Regions from separate parts of the Homo sapiens genome. Here region 2 is linked to region 1. Evidence: chromatin contacts called from ENCODE Hi-C or POLR2A ChIA-PET data. All regions are on one chromosome and are shown on one strand. Each heading gives the region's core, a stretch centred on a gene start or an enhancer-like site at or near the end of the contact. The rest is flanking DNA. Distances are from core to core; before and after follow the strand shown. Region 1 holds the start of LRATD1 (LRAT domain containing 1). Region 2 has its middle 150 kb from the start of LRATD1.

Region 1 (7,952 bases), core at 2,688-5,187:
TTGAAAGAGACATAGATGCTATTTAAGTGTCTAGCACACTGAATCAAGTAACTATCAGTTAGGCTGGGGCCGCAGCTGGAGGGAGGAGAGAAGTTTACAAATCCTTGTCCACAGAAGGTGTTTCACACCCAGCCTTAAGTTTTTGAAAAACACACATTTGTCCTGATCCTACAAGTTCATCATCCCTGTTTTCAGGAAGAACTGAACTGTGGAACTGGCCAAAGAGGAGGGGGAAAAAGCCACCAACTCTAGATTCATTTTTAAGGAGATCAGGAGGAGAGGAAGAAAAATAGAAACGCGTATGTGAAATGGTAATGATATACAACATGGAGAAAAAAATAAACATCGTGGAACCTGCTAGCAATTTCCACCAATTTCCACCAAAGCAGTGAACCCCTTAACTGACAGAAATTCAGTACAATATACACATTAATTAACAACTCCACCATTACTAGGGCTGCTGTTGAAAGCCAAAAAATTAACTACAATATTGAAAAACAGAATGCTTACAATATCTGAGAAAAATAGAGTGAAAAGGCAATGTTAGCTAAGCTCTTAGCTACATCCACTCTTAATGGCCCCCAGTATTTAAACTATCATGGATTAAAGCCATGAAAATAAAAATTTCAATTTGAAATTTTATTAGCCTGTTGCTAAAATGGTCAATAAAAACATCAACACGATAGGCTTTGTTGACATAGTTGGAAAACTGCTCTCTCATTTTTAAAACTTTATTTCCACTTCCCCAGCTTTGAAGATTTCTATGTTAGGAAAAGCCAAACTAAATATACTGGCTATGGTGTTGTAACAATGCTGGTTTCTGGAATGGTGCCATGTCCTCCCCCTCCCTCTCCTCCAACTCCTTTAAAAATATGACTATTTTTGAAATGCAGCCCGAGGAGGGAGCAATCAAGGGTTCAGAACAATAAGCGCCCTTCACACATTCAAGTTCCCAGACACCAGGTGAACGAGCGAGCTCCTTGTCGGGGGCGGGGCCGGCTGTCCTCACCGAATTCGCAGCGCCATCTTCCTCCCGGGACCGGGCCGGCTTCCCTTCTGCCAGCGAGGGAGACTCGCAGGCAAAGGCGGGTGGGGGTGGCGTTCGCTTCCCACGGTGGAAAGAACCGGAGGCAAACACTGTCTGGCTTAGCCCGCAGCCTGGAACACAATGTCAGGAGACCTGGGGCTGGAGAGCTGGAAAAGTCCCGGGCAGCCTCAGGATAACCCGGAATCCCGAAGTGCTGTCTTGGGGAATTATTCCCAAGTGCACAAGGGACAGGCTCGATTTCTTGGAAATCCTGCGATCTGGGGACGCATCCACAGAGGAGCTGAACTGTGCCCTGTAGAGACCAGTTCTCGCCTCCGACCGGTCTGTGTGCGCACGCTCGGGGCGGTGATGGTCCCTTTTGAGAAGAGGGTTGTTTTCGAGTCGGGCCACAGTCACTGGCCATGGACTCGCGGGGAAGGCCATGTCCTTTCTCCCCTCAGCCCCTTCCCCGTTCCCGGTTTACATCTCAAGGGGAAAGCGCACGCGGGGTCTCCCAGCACCGTCACCACCGCTGTGGCTGTCAGCCAGGCGCTCGCAGCGGCGCCCTTTCGGCCCTGGGGCAGTTCCTGAGACTTCCTGCCGCTGGCTTGGGGATGCGGGGGTGCAGCCCGGGCCCGGGCCACCGGCGGCGGACGCGCGTGGCGGGGCGGGGCAGAGGTTGAGAACCGCTGACTGCGAAGTCCGGGTGCGGGGAAGGGAAGGGAGCGAGGTGCGGGGGAGGCAGAGGGGCCGGCAGCCCCTAGGCGGCTACTCCTTGTCGTCCACGAGGTCGGCGAGCTCCTGGAGCACTCGCAGGCGGCCGCTGGCGTCGATACGGCGCTTCTCGCGGATGAGGTCTTCCAGGCTGTGAAACCTGGCGGTGTGGACCTTGTTCTCTCCCAGGTGCACCTTGAGATAGTACTGCTGCTGCGGGGGCTGCGTGCCTGCCGGCACCTCCCCTCCCGCCTTGAACTCCCGCTTGCCAAAGCGGCACCAGGCGGCGAAGCTCTCCGAGTTCGTCCAGCAGATCTCCTCGCTCTTGAGGCCCAGGTGGCCGCAGGCGTTCTGCACCACCAGCTCGGCCACCAGCGGGCGGTAGCGGTACCAGCTATTCACCACCCGGCCCACGTTGGCCGCGCCCGCCTCATACAGGCTGTCCTGGCGGATCTCGCCTTGGTGCAGGTGGATGATCTGCCCGCCGCCCACGTAGACGGCCCAGTGCGGGGCGGGCGCGGGCGGCTCCGGCGCGGGCTGCAGCCACAGCAGCTCCAGCAGGTCGCCGGGTTCGCAGAGCGCTGGCAGCGCGGTGACCGCGTAGACGCTTAGGTCGGCGCCCTGAGGGCCACCGCTCACTTTGGAAAAGATGCATTCCTGGCCCCGAAAGGCGGAAAACTGAGTCTCGTTGAGGACCAGCTGGTGCAGCAGGTGGTGGTGGTGGCGGCTGGGGCTCTCCGGGCAGGGGGTGCAACCCGGGGGGGCCTTCACGCCAAACTTGTCGGGCTGCCCGCGTTCGTCCAGGTCTTCCTCATCATCCGAGAAGAAGTAGGCAACCCCGACCCGCAGTTCGTCCTTTTCAATCCCCGACGGGTCCCCTGTGGGCAACTCGCTGTAGTTGAGGTGGGTGATGCGGTCCAGTTGGTTGCCCATCAATGAGGTGGCGAGGCGAGGGCCAGGAGCGGGGATCTGCGGAGGCACAGAGAGGCAGAGACACCGTCAGAGTCCGGGCTGCCCCTTTCGGTGTCCCTCCCCAAGACGTGCAGTGCCCCTGGGACCTGCCGGCTAGCTTACGTGCCCTCACCGGAGTCACCCTTTCCAGCCGAGTCCTCCGTGCCTCCCCAGGGGTACGAGGGGCGGAGAAGCCGCCACAGGTCAGGCGAGAGCAGACGCCACCACACAGCCTCCGACCCCTTCCGGGAACTCGGTCCAACTCCCAGAAGAAAACACCCAGGCTGGCTGGAGAGCTTGCGGGGTCCCGGTGGGGAGGAGAGTGCTGGCTGTGGCAGTGTGGGAGACGGACACCCAGGAAGGACCGAGGGGTGGGCTGAAAGGGAGAAGGGAGCCTAAGGCCAGTGAGCTGGGAGCAAGCTCCCATTTCTGTCCCCACCCTCTCCAGCCCACCTCCCAGTTTTGCACTAGGTTGCCTTCCTCCCCTTACAGCGGCTCGCACAATGACAATCAGACACATTCTCAGGCATTCACTTGACACCAGCAACATTTTGGACACTTGGGAGTCCAGACACTGGCAGCCTGGTATACTGGTGTATGTCACATACACCCACAATGACAAACCTTCGCGACGACACACTGGCACACTTAGACCCCACACATTCGTACACAATTTCAGCTCCACGCTTGCACGCTCGCCGTTGCACGTACGCCCAAGCACCCGGGCACACCTGCCCTCACAGGCAGGTGCACTCTGCCCCTTACTTCTCTTGCCTTGTCCCCATCAGGGCCAATGGGACTGCGCCAGGGCGAGGCTGCTCTGTCTAAAATAACCTAACAAAGAGGCAGGGGAAGGATGGAGAAAGCCAGTGCAGTGTATGTGTGTGGGTGTGGGTGGGAGCGTGTGTGTGTAGAGAGGTTCACTTTTAGCCCAAAGACCCCTCTCCCTCCTACCCAGCACAGGATCCAAACAATCGGATGAAGAAAAACCGTTTCCAAGGCAAAGAAAGCCGCTTCTCCCTACCCGTGATTTCCCTGCTCCCGAAACCCCAAACTCCTTTAAAGTCTCCTGGTCCCCATGGGTGCTGAGGAAGCGGCGGTGGCGAGTGGGTCCTGGGCTGCGCGTGGGGCTGCGGCTCCGCTCTACCCCGAGCCGAATCGTGCGGTGCGGCGCCCGTGCGCCTCCAGGTCTGCGCTGGCCGGGGCGCCTGCTCCCACTGGACAGTCCCGGCTCGGCTCTGCTTTCCCACCGCCGCGCCGACGACTCTAAGTAGCCGGAGCAGCCGGTCCCAGGGCCCGCCCCAGGACGCGCTCATTGGTTGGGGCGGGTGCTCGAGCTGTGTCAATCTTCGCCGGCGGGGGAGGGGAGCAGAGGCGGGCCTCCTGTGCGCTTTGCTCTGCTCCGCTCCGCCCCGCCCCGTACCCCGCACACCCGACCGCGCGCCGCCCCGGGGAGCGGAGGTGTGCGCACCCGCGGGGGGCGCGGCGCTTTCTGCCAGGTGCCGATGCCCGCTTGCGCCCGCGCCCCCCAGCTCATCCGAGCTGATTGTGACTGAGAACACAGCCCGCCCGCGTTCCGTGTTCCAGGAAGACAGACTCCAGCGGGGAAGCTGAGTCTGGGTATGGAGAAGAAACCCCAGGGCACCCCAGTATGGCCCAGGCACTGCGAGCGGCCCGGGGCAGGCAGCGACATTGCCCGAGGCGGGCGTCTGGGCCCTGCTGGGATCCCCCAGAGCCTTGGTTCCCGATGGCCCCTAGGCTGGTCCTTGGATCGAAGACCCTTTTCGTTCCCCAGACGTCTTTGAAATTGCTCCTGCGACGTTTGGCTCCTCTTCTTTGACTGGAGTGAGGCTGCTGACCCAGAGCTGATGCCCGATTTAAAAGGAGCTTGGTGTCAAATGCCACCCAAAAGCCTGAGCTTTGGCCGGTGCATTCCCTGGCTGTGCCTATGATATTGGCCTCCAATTTTCTGAATATAGGAGGAGTACCTCACAACTCATGTATGTGAGTTCATACATGCAAGCAGAGAGTAGGATGTAAAAGTGTTTTCCAAGCCTCAGAATTGGGATTGCTAAGCAAGTTTTGTTTGGTTTTGTGGGAAAGGAGGCTCCAGCAGTAGTTAATGATTACATTTCTGGATGGAAAGTTAATGAATGAATGTGTTCTGAATATTGGATGCTGAAAAAATGAACTTCATATATACAACATTCCAGACCAATAGTTTCAAAAGTTCCTAACATTAAGCCTCAAAGAGTTCTTAGACATCTGGTTCTGGCCCCAATGCTACTCATCTTTAAGCCTGGGCTCCAGCAGCTTTTCTATGAAGCCTCTTTTCTTTCCCAATGAGGAATTTGATACTTCCTATTTGAACCCCCCACCTCTTCCCTACAAAGCGAATTCCTTGAGAATAGACTTTGCATTCTGCACAACCTTGTATTCTGGGCCTCTTTCCCAATGCTAGTCATGCAGTGTGTTCCATCAGTAATAGTAAAAATGAAAACAGCCTGTATTGACCACTTATACGTGGTCAGACACTTAAGAGTAAATTAAGTAGACAATTTAATCATTATTCCTCTGTAGGGTACTCACTAATATCCGAATTGTAACAAACAGGGAAACAAAAGCTCCAATACTAGTACCAGCAATCCATCCAAGCCTACGGGATACCAGATCCAGTCTTTCACTAAGTTATAGTGTTTATTGAATAAAATCTTGTTTCATAAAATGAGAAAACTGGTGTTTCAGAGAAGTTAGATGATTGGCTCAAGGTTACATGGAGACTGATCCATATTACAACCCCCTTTTTCTTTGCTAGACTTTTCTGCTTGAATATCTTCAAACCGCCAAGCCTCCAGTTTATGTTTGCTTTCTGAAGGTCTCTGTACACCCCCACAGCCTCCAAATGCAGTGATTTATCAAATTAGATGCTAAAATATTGCTGGAAAAAATGGTTTTAAATGACCATCGGTATACAATTGATGTACCTAAATCTTTTTGGAAATTTGGCTATTGTCCATGTGCATGCAAGTTATCAGAAAACAAGTTGCCATTCGTGGAACTGACCACAGGTTGAGATGGCCTTTTTTATACTTGCCATAAGTAATAAACAACTCATTTTGGCCCTGAAGTCAAGAGAATTGAACAAGTAGCTTTAGAGATAAGGAGTGAGTTATTGGTCTTGTTATAAACTGGACTTCAGGGCTGTCTGGGATGAGGGTATCTGAAGAGTTCATTGTTGATGTCTGAGAAGAACTCTTTGAAAGCAACTCAGCGTTTGAATAACTTAAAAAATATCCTCCCTCCATCCCCAAGATCAAGCCTTGTGCACAGACATTTACAACTCATTTGTTGTGTTCTGCCCTACGTGTTCTATTTCATTCTGCTCCAGACTACAGAGTAAGCAGGTCGTTCCTCTTTGTTTAGTATTCCAATACTATAAAGCATAATTAAGATAAAATGTTGTCAGTTATTGGAGATATAGTGCCTAAAGTTTAAAATTTTTGGCCTCTCCGTTTCCTCTCATTCCCCCTGCTAGGCTAAACGGCTAACTGCTTTTGTAATCACATGGGAGAAAAAATACCCTGGAGCCCCCTTGAAACATAAGGCAGGGAACACATTGACTGTGAGGCTTGAAATAAAGGGAGCTAAAAGTAAACTAAGGAAAATACATCTACACTTTGTCTTCTTTTGGCACTTACCAGATAATAAAGTAAGACAATCAAATGAAGGATGCTGATTGTAGAAAATGTTTTATGTTCATCACAAAATATTGTTTTCAAATTGTTTTGACTTTTATTTTTTACTCCATCCTGCCTGCTTTTACAATGAGAAAATACAGTGCTGTCCAAAGTAGAATATAGTTGTCCAAAACACAAACTCTGAAAGCCAACTAATTTAAACTCTTTTTCAACATTTATTGCTGGGTAACCTCGAGTCCGTTATTTAAACTTTGTGGGCATCAGGAAACTTCCTTATCTGTAAAAAAGAGATAATAATAGTGGTTACCTCACTGAATTGTTGTGAGTTCATACATGTAAGCATAGTGTCTGACGCACAGTGAGTTTTCAATCAAGGCTATCTTATTATTATTCTTGGTGGAAGAGAGAGGTCTCATACCCTACTTGTTTAGGACAGCTGTGCAGTTCTCTTTCTCCTTTGCCCCAGGCTAAAGGTAGCAATAGATAGTGTCCAAGGCTTTCCCTGATTGGGGTGTAGGACTGCTTCTGTGTTAAGGTGGTGAGATCCCTGCCTATCCTTCAAATACTCTGAGACCTAAAGCTCTCTATAGATTTCAGCATGTGAGCCCCTGGGCTGATCATGTGGTAGCAGGGAGTGGGGTGGGGGTTCCCTGAAGGATTTTTAATTGTTTTAAATGAACATTTCCGGTGTGAGGAATTTGTGTGGGGAAAAAAGTTACAGGGGAGTGATTAGGAGTCAATCAAATGTATGTGATCTTTTCTGCTGGTGCCATCTGATGTATCCTCTCTCTCTCTTTTTTTTTTTTTGTTTTTGGTTGCTTCTTTGGCACTATTTGAAAAGCTTTACTCCAAATTTTACTGAACAGGTCCTTGGCTCAAACTGTCATCCTTTAAAATTGGCCTTGGAGCTTGGAGTAAGGGTTCAGGAAAATTATATGCCCCACTTTATCCTTTAATGAAATGAACTGTTCCATCTCCTGTCCTTCACTGCCTTAGGCAGTTAACATACTCACCCTGGTCTGAGCTAAAGAATACTCTGTGTCCATCTGGATTAGAGATGGTTATATGGCTTCACCAATCCCATTTCCCTTCCTTCTGGGCACCCAGCTAAATGACAAGTCCCAGCATGCCTGCAGTCATTTGCCCCATGCCCTGTGACTGAGTTCTGGCAAATGGAATGTGGGTGGAAGTAGAATAAGCCACTCCCAGGTGCCGCTCCTGAAAGCTCCTGAAACTGAAACTATTATTAACACAATCTTCCAGAGCTTTCTTTTGCCAATTTGGCCATTTGTAGAGGATTCATGGTAGGACTCCTAGGATCTAAGAGATGGAGGAGCCACTAGATGGAAGAAGGCCGGAGCTCCTGAATGACTGTGTAGAGCTGATAATTTCCCCTCCCAAGAAAACTGCATTGGACTGTGAAGAAATAAATCTTCTTGGGTTAAGCCACTCCAAAATTGTGTGGTTATTTATTATAGCAGTTAGCCTGTACTGACTGATATACTGTCCTTCATTTTAGACCTATCTCAGAACAATAAAAATCTCCCCCACTTCCCCCGTCC
Region 2 (7,952 bases), core at 3,317-5,816, 150 kb before region 1:
CATTGGTGGGCATTTAGGTTGATTCCTTGTCTTTGCTATTGTGAATAGTGCTACAGTGAACATATGTGTGCATCTGTCTTTATGATAGAATGATTTATATTCCTTTGGGTATAAACCCAGTAATGGAATTGCTGGGTCAAATGGTAGTTCTGTTTTTAGCTCTTTGGGGAATCACCACACTGCTTTCCACAATGGTTGAACTAATTTGCACTCCCACCAACAGTTTATAAGTGTTCACTTTTCTCTGCAACCTTGCCAGCATGTTATTTTTTGACTTTATCATAATAGCCACTCTGACTGGTGTGAGATGGTATTTCATTGCGGTTTTGATTTGCATTTCTCTAACGATCAGTGATATTGAGCTTTTTCTCATATGCTTGTTGGCCACATGTATGTCCTCTTTTGAAAAGTGTCTGATCATGTATTTTGCCCATTTTTTTAATGGGGGGAACATTGTTTTAAGAACAAGTTCTAATTAATGAATGCTTCCTAGCTTAGGAAGCAGATGCATGTTTTATAAGAGAAATCTGGAGTGCTAGGGGAGAACAGAGGATGTAAAGGTTGATTTTACTTGTTAGCCCAGGATCATGGAAGAACTTTAACCTGGGTTTGAAAGGTAAAAATAGGGGTTGGCCATTATGATGGATACCCCAGTCAGTGGAGTTTTATTAGTGGAAGGCAGGCTTCAGTAACAGTACACAGCCTGGCATGGTGGGTCCATGAACTTGTGGCGGGGGAGGAGGAAGAGACAGACAGGGTTGGAGCAAAATCATTAGGGCTATGACCATCATGCTAAGGAGGATGGACTTTGGATTTCATGCTTCAGGAGTTAGAGAATGGGTGTTGTTTAGGGGGAGAATTTCAAGAGCAAGCTTTCAGTTACTATCAGTGTCAATTAATTCTCTGCCTTTTGCACATCTGCATCTTAAAGGATGGGGATATTAAACACACTTAATGCCAGTTTTTTTTTTTTTTGTCACAATAGCTCATAGACATAGATCCTTAACATGAGAGTGCTTCATAAAAGTACTCTCAGGGAGGTCTCAGGGACATATAATGAGGGGCCCCAGTCTGGTTATGGCTCTCAGGAATGTCATCTAAAGCACCTTGCTATTCCCATGCTGATCGAGAACCACTTTGACTTGGCTGCTGCAGCCTTGCCTTTGGATTGAATAATGATGTCCTCTGCCATTTTCAGAAAAGAAATGACCAGAACCTGCCATGCTGTATTGGATTTTTTTTTTTTCCTGTAGATTTTTTTTTTAAGTAGCCCAGGTAGGAAATGAGTAGTCTCTGTCAAGAGCCTTTATTTAGTTTAGGCTGAAGTCCAGGCATAAAACCGTCATTAAAAGATGAAAACAGAGTAGTCACTTTTCAGGATTAACTGGTTCTGGGCTGTATTTGCGTAAGCAAGTTAATGAGCTGGAAAGTCTCATTTTTACAAGTGCTAAATTGTAAAGGCACTACGGAGACAGAGTCTTCAATGTTATTGATGTCTGTTCAAATGAGAGATGGAAATCTCATGGAATACCAAGGAAGCCTCCAATTTAAAATACGTCTTCTAACTGTTAGCAACATCATTTCAATCCCAGTAAAGAGGGAGATGGCAGAGAACATTTTTCATTTTGTTTATTGCATATTTTCCAGTATGCATGGATAATGCCAAATTACCAGCTAGAAAAAGTATTTCATGAAATTTTTCTGTCCAAGATGGCTGAAATTTTTAAATAGAATTGTCTCTCTAGTTCCCTTACTGCCTTCGCATCCTCCCTCTCTTTCTCTCATTCTCTCTTCCTCCTTTCCTTTTTATAAGCACCTAAAATATGCAAATAAAAATTTGTGACCAAATTTACAAAGAAAGAAAATGCAAGTTTTATTCTTAAGAAGCTCCAAGTCTATTGGAGGAAACAGATGTATAAAACACATAAGCAGATTATCACAGTGCAGCATGATAAAGATTTAGTACCAATTATGTACTGCCCCAAAAAAAGGTTCCCTAAGTTATTTGGGGTGAAAGTGGGGTTCTAACTTGTCCTTCGAAGATCTCTGGGAGACAAAAACAGAATGGTTCATCCCCTGGTGAATGTTTGATGAAAGCAAGCTTTATGAAGAAGGTACAACTAGCTATTCTTCCAAAACACATGGCTAATTGGATAATTGAGGAGAGTGAACGATTACCAAATCTTTGCATCTGACTTTTAAAAGAACTTTTATGCTTATGTTTGCATCTGGCAGTGCCATCCTAGAAAGTCTTAGCTCTTTAAATCAAATGAAGGCCTAATTTAGAAGGGACTGAGCATGATCGCCTCTCACAGAATTTCATTTCCTGCAGGAATGCAGAGTATCAACTTCCAGACTGAATCCAAAATCCAGGCTAAGTTCTGCTGCATAAATAGCAATTACATGATTAAGAGTTTTGGCTTAAAAGACATTCCATGTGTTTAATTTGTACAGGCCCATAGGTTACACTAATTTCAAAAATCATTTTTCATATCACATCTAACCATGAACTCTAATCAATTTTCAAGCCCAGGAGGAAGCTACTATTATCCCCATTTTACTGCAAAGTGTCTGATGTTTGGGGAGGTTAAATGCTTGTGTTAACACCACTAGTCTGAGTATGAAAAAACTGGAAGTTGCCTTTCTTTCAGTTCTGCTCTCCACATGTGGAGCAGAAAAAAGAGGAGACTGAAATGGGTTAAGATCGGGGGTCCCAGGGACTAGCACCTGGCTGGTCATTAGTGACAGCCAGTGACATATTGACAAAGAAATGGGCCCTTTGGGTCATGTGAGAGTTATATATGTAATAACAAACAAGAAAACTTCACGATACTATAGAATTCACTCATTCAGTCATCTGAAAAATCTTTTAAAATATCCTACTGTATACAATAAACTCTTGCAGACACTGGGGTATAGCAGTGAACAAAAAAGACAAAAATCTGCTTTCCTCAGGTCACAGCCCAGAATTGGGAGTGAGACAACAAACAAATATATAGTATGTGAGGTGGAGGCAAGTTTTGTGGAGAACACTAAAGCTGAGAAGGGTGGCAGGGGTGTTATTTTAAATAGAGGAGCCAGGAAGCGCTGATAAGGTGAGAACTAAAGGAGTGAACATCTGGTCTGGGAAAGCTGTTGTAGGCAGAGCGGATAGCAGGCACAAAGGCACTGGGGTGGGAGCCAGCCTGGTGGGTTTGAGTCACAGCCAGGAGCCAGTTTGCAGGGTGGAGGGAACATAGTGAGGAGCTAAGGAAATGAGGTCAGCAAGGTGCCAGAGCCTGTCCCTGGGGCCTGCTGACCTTGGGCTTTGCACTCCACTCAAACGGTGCAGAGGACTGATGTGAGCTATTGTATTTCAGCAGGTTTATTCTGACAACTACATTGAGACTATGCTGAAGGGGCCAAGCGCTGCAACAAAGATACCTGTTAGGAGGTCACTGTGTTAGTCATGGGAGGGAGACACAGTTCAATGAACCAAAATGATAATTCCTAATATGAGACATGTGATCTTGTCATGGACATCAGTGCCTCTGTCTGGAAGATGCCTACCCACTCTTTTCTGTTTCATCTTCAGCTCCTGGATATTGGTGTTCTGCTGATCCTTCATACTTTTCACTGCATTGATTACCTGAACTCTGCAAGAGATTTTGGACTCCAAATCAAAGATCAAAGCGTCTTGGATTAGTCATTTGATCTTGGCTTCTGAGGGCTCATTTGTAGAGTGGTGAGAATAATATCTAACTTGCTAATCTTTCAGAGACATTCTGAGAGACATATGCAAAAGAAACTTGTAAATAAAAAGCACTGTACAAATTAGGGGTGTTCATCTACTTCATAACATTACTGTTATTTTCCTAATGATGCTACAACAATCTCCATTCCATGAGCATCAATGTGAACCATCTATAACCAATGCCTTTTCTTTGTCCCCCAATCCCTATTGTTTCCTGAACTTATTCATGTTATTTTCTTTTCTTTTTTTTTTTCCACAATGTGTCTCTCATTTGTCCTTCTTTTTTAAACATCTGAGTCCAGGTCCTTGTAGGGTGATATTGAGGCCATTCAAATAACTGTTTGGGGAACTTCCCTGCATCCTGTGTTCCACACTCTCCCCCAACAAAATCTAAGTTCTCTTGGCCCAGCAGTTGGCTTCCTTCCCAATGCAATCTCTTCCTCTTCTTCCAATCTCATTTCTTCTGGTCTGGTACATGAACCCCATGGTTCCAGGATTTACTTACAGTCACCCACCATATCTTATGTTTTCCTATTTCTATGGTTTGGATTAACCACTTCAGTTTGAAATAATATCCCTTTCTTTCCTCCTGTCAAAAACTATCCAATCTTTCCTAAAGCCTTTTCTGTTGCTCCTACTAATTCCTCTGTTACTCCTAGTACCCTAATTCCTCACTCACTGAGTCACTAAGTATTTGTGCCATATTGCTATTACTCACCTCCTTGTGTATTCATGCCTTGTTTCACAGTAAGACCATCTTTAGGTAATCCTCAGTCCTGAGCACAGAACACTAATTATTCAGAAGGTGAAGTTTTTGGGTTCCTATAACTTCCTGTAAGTATCTAGGTTCCTATAAGTATCTGCAAAGTCAGCATGGTTTTTGAAACACAAAAGGTGATTCAGAACTAAACAGACGAGGTTTCAATCCCAGATCCCCCGACTGTTCACTGTGTGATCTTGGATAAATTTCCTAACATTTCTGAGCCCAGTTTCTCCAGCTTTAAAAGGGTTATAATAGTAGCCCTACCATATGGGATTGCTCTGAGAATTGAAAATACTTATGTAAAGTGCCTATCCAAACTGGTCATAGGAGTAAATATTCAATAAAATAAATCCATTATTATAATTATTACTGGTATTTTCATAAAATAATTGTCATTTGCCGTGAGTGAGCTTCCAGACTCACTTCTTGCTGGGCTCAACTTCCCCACTGTTAGATTAAGGGAGCTGAACTAGATCAGTGTTTTTCAAATGCTTTAAAATTATGCCCCTTTTACTTCTTAAAAAAAACCCCACATTTTTCTTTAGTGTCATTTAAAATTAAAAAGTAATTAAAATATTGCATTTAAAAAGGATGCAATAATTAGGACAAACATGATCATTTTCAAATCAGAACCCAAAGATGGAACTCAAAGAATTAGATACCCTCTCATTTCTTTTCTAGATCTAATATCTGGCCTAATCCTAAAATTTTTGAGGAGGAGAAAAGCTCACCTATGTCTAATTTTTTTCTGTTATGAAATGCAACTAGACTTTGGATGCCTGGCATCTTTTGTCTCTCCAAAATCTCTCTTTACATAAAAACCTTATTTCCATCATTTAAACATACATGGGGGCCAGGCGCGGTGGCTCAGGCCTGTAATCCTAGCACTTTGGGAGGCTGAGGTGGGCAGATCACTTGAGGTCAGGGGTTTGAGACCAGTCTGGTCAACACGGTGAAAACCCATCTCTACTAAAAATACAAAAATTAGCCGGGCATGGTGGTGGGCACCTGTAATCCCAGCTACTTGGAAGGCTGAGGCAGGAGAATCACTTGAACCCAGAAGGTGGAGGTTTCAGTGAGCTGAGATCGCACCACTGCATTCCAGTCTGGGAGACAGAGGGAGACTCCATCTCAAATAATATTAATAAAAATAAATAAACATACATGGGGACCTTGGAGTTTCTTTCTTCCTCTCTATTATTTGCTAGCACCGGCCCAGCCCTTGCTCTGAGGAGCGTCGGTGCACATTTTGACCATCAAAAATCCCTCCTTATAGCATGCTCTGTAACTGGCACCTCTCTTCGAGTTTTAAGTAGTGGGAACTGTGGACTCTGGAGGGTAGAAAAATTTACACATGGTAAATACTATTGATTTTTCTGGCCTGGAGATTAATTTAGAAAAAAGGAATCTGTTGTTAGTATGAAGGTGATGTGCGATGATGGAGAAAGGAAGGGGGCAGAAATCAATCCCTGAGAGCCGCCAATAATGTACTACCATCAGTATCATTTTGACAGGTTTACAATCAAATGCTATTGATTTCTCATCAGCCTTTTCAGTTAGCTTCAGTGGTGAGGTTTCTGGGTTTCGAAAAATAAAGGGTTTCTAACAGACTTTTTTTGCTTTAGCTTTTGCACCCAGGAAAGGGCATTGTGAGTTGCTGAGTCAGCCTTCACTTGTTGTGTTTTTGTGCATTGTAGTTTGGCTTGATGGTGACGGAAGGAGTTAGTATGGAGGGAAGCATCTGTGTGGGATCCAGATAAGCATCTTTGATGAAAGGAACAGTGTCACTTAGAGAATGGGACTTTCCCAAAGCAACAGTATACAAGCAAGGTGAACCTGAGGGCTTTGGGGTAGAGGCAATTAGTAGGTGACTAATCTCTGAACACATGCCACATGCTGATGCCTTACCTGTGCCATCTCATTTACATCTCATAATCTCCAAATTACAGATAAAGAATTGAAATTCAGAGTTCAACTAATTCCCTAGGCTACACATCTGAAAAATGCAGCTGGGATTTGATCTCAAGACTTAGAAATTGTTTCCATTTTTTCCCTAGAACTTTTAGTTCATTCACATGTCACTCTCAGTGGTGGGTGGTGAGTTGTCTGGCTCATCAATTCCAGGGATTTGGATGAACTGGAAAAGACTTGAAAATTTGTCTTTTTCTTAGAGTGGCACATAACTCTACCTCCTTGTCCCTGATCCCAACTACTTATATTTGTAGTTCCTGGTGCAGGTGGTAGGTGTCTTGTGGAGTAAGTGCTGCACCCATACCTGTTGATGATGATGGCTCTTGAATTTGGCCCACAGACACACATCATAACAGTGACAACAAAATGTATGGATTTGTCTGGTGTACATTCCTGCTAGGCACTAATGGGAATTCCCTGCCACTTGGGCATTTATTTTTCTTTTTTTATTTCTCCTTGTGAACCCTAAGTGTGTATTTAGAAAGAAATTGTTCTATTGAAGCATTTCCCCCTCCCGATGGCCTTTTCAGAATTCAAATTCAGATAAATTCTTACTGCACACTAACAATAGTCACTAACTAAGAGAACCCGGATTCCAGGCCCTAAGCACAGGTGTGCTATTTCTGTGTTGTGGGAGTGAAGAGCACTAAACGTGGATCTAAGGGAATGAGTTGAATGAGTTCTAGTCTTGTCTCTGCCACTAAATTATTTTATAGCTTAGGGTAAGTCCCTTATTTTCTCTAAGTATTGCTTTCCTCATCTATAAATAAAGGGCTTGGAGTGGAGCAGGGTTCCCAAATTTGTTTATGTAGTGCAGCAACAGGAAATTTGGGTGCTTTGTCCCAAATGCGATGAAATTATTTAATTCCTGTATACCAACAGAAAACATTTTTTTTTCTAGAAAAAAGTCTTATTTTCTACACTTATTTCAACAGTTACTCACCTTTCTGAATCTCAAATGAGAATGCCACATATTTTAAAGAAATCATGTATAAGTCTGATAAAAATCACCTAGGTTTACCTAGCATATACAGCATAAAGGGTGAGCCTGCCCGGCCGAGTAGAGAGAGTAGAGACACTTGATAACAGGTATGATATAAAGCTACGAAATTTTTATTTAATTTATTACTTGCCAGCAGACTAGCTGTAGTATGAGCTAAAAGTTTAAGAAAAGTTGTGTGAGGAAATCTTATAATGGAGAAAATTCAATTTTGGAGCTTTTATTTTTCCCCAGCAAGAGCTGGGAACATACCTCATGGGTTTGTTTATAGAAGAGAATGTGATAATGTGCGTAGAATAGGTAATTTATTGCTTGACATGTAGTGGGATTTCCCTTAGGTTGATCTCATTTGATTCCAGTGACAGATCACCTTCGTTGAACTCTAAGTTCCTTAGAAATATAAGGATTCGGGACATTTTGAGATCCCTGCCAGAGCTGACATTCTCTGATTCATAGATTGGTTTTCTCCAGGGCAGTAAACCAAG

The links. A loop is a pair of places that touch in the nucleus more often than their neighbours do. ChIA-PET counts read pairs that join two places held with the same protein, here RNA polymerase II (POLR2A). Pooled maps may share reads with other maps.
Region 2: a loop to region 1 is called in a map of PC-3, with 4 times the contacts of the local background. The contact joins the enhancer-like site here to the promoter of LRATD1 in region 1. A Hi-C loop is called at or near these places in 2 of 168 maps with a recorded cell type or tissue (PC-3 and PC-9) and 3 of 50 pooled maps. POLR2A ChIA-PET finds 5 or more read pairs at or near these places in 1 of 52 experiments (activated T-cell).

What each region holds. Positions count from the first base shown.
Region 1 is chr2:14,628,702-14,636,653 of GRCh38, reverse strand. It overlaps LRATD1 (LRAT domain containing 1), which reads right to left and starts at 3,937. Exons shown (of 2, transcript NM_145175.4): 1 at 3,717-3,937; 2 at 1-2,710. The coding sequence starts at 2,674. The coding sequence ends at 1,796.
Region 2 is chr2:14,774,770-14,782,721 of GRCh38, reverse strand. It overlaps a transcript of NBAS not described here. Among named protein-coding and RNA genes, the nearest start is that of LRATD1, 150 kb to the right of the region's middle. Within about 2 kb of position 4,566, at least 3 of the 41 ENCODE cell types and tissues checked have a DNase peak (open chromatin) inside an H3K27ac peak, as active enhancers do; they include PC-3 and PC-9, where a contact is called at or near this core.